Linked DNA regions of Mus musculus: region 2 is linked to region 1. A link is a loop called in an ENCODE intact Hi-C map of the cell type or tissue named here. Cell type or tissue: left cerebral cortex. All regions are shown on one strand.

The links. Peaks named below come from ENCODE experiments on the same cell type or tissue, not always from the same donor. Only the 100,000 strongest peaks of a DNase experiment are listed, where the experiment ranks them.
Region 2: a loop joins it to region 1, with 2.0 times the contacts of the local background. A loop is called at or near these places in 6 of 42 quality-filtered maps.

What each region holds. Positions count from the first base shown.
Region 1 is chr10:115,246,831-115,249,330 of GRCm38, forward strand. The region is part of intron 1 of Tbc1d15 (TBC1 domain family, member 15); the gene reads right to left. Among named protein-coding and RNA genes, the nearest start is that of Tbc1d15, 3.4 kb to the right of the region's middle. In left cerebral cortex, no CTCF peak of the experiment used is centred here; a DNase peak (open chromatin) is centred at 1,384.
Region 2 is chr10:115,295,624-115,298,123 of GRCm38, forward strand. All of the region lies in intron 4 of Rab21 (RAB21, member RAS oncogene family), which reads right to left. Among named protein-coding and RNA genes, the nearest start is that of Rab21, 19 kb to the right of the region's middle. In left cerebral cortex, a CTCF peak has its summit at 1,152; no DNase peak of the experiment used is centred here.

The DNA of each region.
Region 1 (2,500 bases):
AGTCCCTTAATGCCAAGCCTGACAACCTGAGTCCCATCCCACAGACAGTAGGGGGAACCTGACCCCAGCAGTTGTCCTCTGACCTTTACATATACACACCATTCACAGGCCCACACACATTTTTTTTTTTAAGTTTTGGGGGTCTTGTTTGTTTGTTTGTTTTTACTACCACAAGGCAACCAAGATGTCTCAATGGGTGGGTCCCCAAAGCCCAACGAGAAGACCACCTAAAACAGCTCTCCTCCAACCTCTATAGCCACACTAAGGCACGCACGCACACGCGCGCGCGCACACACACACACACACACTCTACCACCACCAACAACAATCTGTAAAACACAGAAAAGAATTACATTTTCTAAAAGCCTTAGGGTGACTGAAAATGAACAATAGGATTTTATAATATAAAACGGTGGGTATTAGGGGGCCCATCTCTCACATTCTAATTCCCTCCCCATCTTCTCTATTCTTTGTTCTTTTCACTGAGTATCTATGATGTCAGGACCTAAGCAAGGTGCAGGTGAAGTGTTTCAAAATCTGACTTCATGACAGACAATCGTCAAGCTACAGGTCATCAGAACATAAAAATTCTCTAAAAATACCACTGACTCTGAGCTTTTACTGTGTCTTATTGTGACAAGGTAGAGGATAACTATGTCCTTCTTCAGAAAACTGTGGTCTAGAAACCGTGAGAGCAACTGCTATGTGATATATCCCCCATGCCTGGTATAGCTGGGAACAAATTTCTTTAATATTTGCAGAGTAAGACAGTAACCAGCAGAGGATGCCAAAAACTCTTTCAAGCTTTCTTTTTTCCTTTCCTTCATCCCAGGAACTCAGTTCTCCTCACTGTTACAGCAAAGCTGACCAGTTGTTACAGTGTTTCTGCTTATCTCACTATCCAGAGGAACATGTCCCCACTCAGTTTGGTTGCCTTTTAAAAACATGATTCTATACATATAGCAAAGCAAATTAGCTAACTTCTAAGAACTAATCAGGGTTGCCAATCAAGCTACAACCCACTTTCAAACACTGCAAGAAAAATGCCTATACATATACACATACACATATACGAATAAAGCCATGCACACTGTGCTGGATGGATTTTCCTGTCAGTTGACACAAGCAGTCATTTGAAGAGAGAAGCCCTCGGGTGAAGTTACAGACTGCCCTGTAGGCAAGCCTGTGGGGCATTTTCTTGATTATTGAAAACGAGCTGAGTGAGCAGAGCAAGCCTGGAGGAGCTCGCAGTTAGCTTTCCGCTCCAGTCTCCACTGCAGGTCCTGCCCTGACTTCCTCCAATGCTGGACTGTGACCTGGGAGTTGTAAGATAACAGAAGCCCTTTCCTCCCCAAGCTGCTCTTGGTCATAGTGTTTCATCACAGCAATAGAAACCTAAGACACACAAACCCATCACCAAGAGGAGAATTCAGTGCACTCTATTGGTATTCTGTTTACTCAAGCACGCTCTGGCTCGCACTGCAGGATGCTTGGGGGTTGGCTCCGCTTTGGTTTTCCTTTCCCCACTGAATCACATTTATATTGCACAGCAGGAGAGTCACAGAAGGCCACGCTGTGGGAGCTAAACTCAGACTAGGTTGTTGGGAGGCGGGGTCCTTTAAGAGCGGAGCAGGCTTCTCTCTACTCCCAGTGAAAGAAAACACTGCCACATAGCAGCTCGCTAAAGCTTAATTAAAAAACCAACCATTGAGTTCCCAGCATTATATACGTCCCACTCTATTTCATAACTATACTACCTTCATATTTGTGTACTGCCTTCTGTTTCTTTGCAGAAACCCATCAGCATGAATAAATAACTATTCAAAACCAATACTACTTAACAGTAGTTAAGCATCTATATTTATCAAGCACATGCTTGACGCCAAGAATTACTCTAAATGTTTTACAAATATTAATTCATTTAACAACTCCATGCTATATTTATACCACTCTATGAAACTGGGTAATGGGCACAAGGAAGCTAAGTAATTTTCCCAAAGTCATACAACTCAAGAAGCCGAGCCAGGTTTGATCCTAAGCAATTAGGACTATCTCCTTAATTGGTGCCATAGGATAAGGACATTTATTCAGCATCCAAACACGATGTCTTGGGCTACAAAGCTAGCACAGCTGTTAAAGGTTAGGCTCTCTACCAAAATGACAAAACTATGACTTCTAAAACACGGTATTTCTCAATACCCAAAATAAGAATGAAAAACAGATAGCTCCCACCCATACCAAAATACTATATCCTAGGTTTTAAGAATATCCAACCAATCAACTTCAGGGAAGCTGAGGAAGCAATGCCAGCACAGCACCCACTCCCAGTCAGGCCACACGGGGTGCATTTAGTAATGATCCCCAGAACCCCACATAAGGCCGGTACTGTTACCGTATTACAGAGGAAACAAAAGCAGAGACTGGCTGAAGTCACTAGAAAGTGGCTAGTTTATAAAAGAAAATCTGGCTCGACTCTACACTCTTAACCATTACCTGTCTT
Region 2 (2,500 bases), 49 kb after region 1:
ACAAAGATGAGAGCCGTTCACAGTCCCACCTCCTCCTGCACATGGGTCAGTGTGGCTATGACCTGAACTTTCAGCCTGACAGAGGCAAACAATCGCTCTTCCTCAGAGACCATAAGGCACAGCAGGGGCTAAGATTCATGAGAAAGAAGAGTCGGTTTTTTTGTTTGTTTGTTTGTTTTTATTAAAGTATATATACATGTTTTTTAAAATTCTTTATTTCCAATCAACTTAAAGCCAATCAATAATTAAGTATAAATATTGGTTTACTAAACTATAGTATGCTTCCATCTTGGGTTCTAAAATGAAACTCTTTTATTTGATAACATAAACTTTAAGTTTAAGTAAAAAATTTTAATGTGTGAATTTTTAAGTACTCCTCCACCATAGCGGCTTTAAGGATATTGTTGACAAACAATTTTAGTGCTGTTTTACCAGGTAATATATACATGCCATATAGATTTAAAGTTACTGAGAGTTTGCTTAGTTTTCCTTAAACAATGGATCTAAGCCAAGATTTTGTTGAAGAAAAAAAAAATCAAACAAACAAAACAACCAAGTAGAACCAAAATTTAGATACGAAAAAGAAAACAACACAAAAACAAAAAGGGTCTTATTTTAGAGCAGTGGACAGAAGCTGAACTGGCTGGATAGAGGGTGAAGGTCACAGAAACCACAAACAGATAAGAACAGGGGAGAAGCAATGTAAGAAAACACACTAGAAACAAATAGTTTCCTTTCTTCCGTTTTAACTCTCAGAATAAAATAAACTTTATAACGGAATAAACACAGCACCCAATGAGAGATGAAACATTTATCACTGAGAAGCCCAAGTGCAGAGGTCTCTACTGAAGACCTCGGATAATCTGAGTACTTAACTCTGAGCTGCAACAAATGCAAAAGGATGAGTGTGAGCAGGGGACACTAAAGTCAGTGTGGCCAGTGTGCGCCAAGCACGTCAGCAGAGACACTATGCTCTGAACAGAGCCACAACGCTACAAGAACCACAGTAATTTCACAGTCTACATTACAGTCTGTCAATAAAAACTCAATCCAATACATGTTATAGTCAGTACACTGGACGGTAATCAGAGAGCGAGCAAGCTGTCTTACTCTATAAATACAAGAAGCCACCTGGTGGCAGGTCTTCCACAAAACTTCATTGCGGGGCTGGGCTCAGTGGTTGGGAGAGCATACTGTGTTCTTCCAGAGGACACAGAGAATTCAGTTCTTGACCCATGTTGGTCAGCTCATAGCTAACTGTAACTCCAGCTCCAAGAAGAAAGGGCCTCAGACTTTCGTGGGAACGTGCACTCACATATACATACCCCTTCACACACATATAACTAAAAATAATAAAAATAAATCAAGCCAGATGTGGTGGCATATGCCTTTAATCCCAGAACCTGGATGGCAGAGGCAGGAGATCTCTGGGAGTTCCAGGCTAGGCAAAGCTCATAATGATCATCTTTTGCTTCTCTGTCTCTCTCTCACACACATTCACACATGCACATGTATTATGTATACAATATATATGTACGTACATTATATTAGAACATGGGAAAATGTGACCAACCAATACTTCTAAAAGGGAGATGAAGCTTTTATTAACTATCTCTATATAAAAGCAATGAGGTGACACGACTGTTAACTACACAAACCCTGAGCTGGGACACTGCATTTAGCACAATGATCCCTAGGACTCCAGCCCCCCTGGGAGTCTAGCATTGCACCTCATGATGAGCCGACAGCCCTCACTAGCTCACAACAGCTGTGGATTTTGGTCAGACAGTAACTCCTCTGGAGAGGTGGACAGCATGGAGAGGACCCCATCTATCAGAGTGCATGACTGGGAGGGCAAGAGCTAGGCACCGTTTTGAGAGAACCTGTCTGTGGATGAGCTACCTGGAGAACTTAATAATGAGAACCGCCACAGGACAGGGAGGCTCAACTTAATCTGCAGCAGCCTGGTGGCCGGAGAGCCCTGAAGGCAGTGTAGAGAGCAGAAGGACCAGATCCAACACTTTTTTTGGCCTTTCATATCTTTTTTTCCTTTTCATTACGTCTTTGGGAAAAATTTAATAATTTATCATGTGTATATACGTATGCCTGCATTAATTTATGTGCACAGTGTACAGTGTATGGAGGTGGCAGGTACCCATGGGGGTCAGGGGCTGGATCCTCTGAACTGCGCATCTGCAACAGTGCTCAAGTGCTCTCAACACTGAGCCATCTCTCCAGCTCCTCTCTTACTACATCACAAGCAGGATTTTCTTTTTTTTTTTTTTTAGGTTTTCCGAGACAGGGTTTCTCTGTGTAGCCCTGGCTGTCCTGGAACTCACTCTGTAGACCAGGCTGGCCTCAAACTCAGAAATCCTCCTGCCTCTGCCTCCCGAGTGCTGGGACTAAAGGCGTACGCCACCACGCCCGGTAGGATTTTCTACTATCATATTTCTAAAAGCTTTTCCTGTTTACTCCCCTCTACACATGACATCTGTTTTGG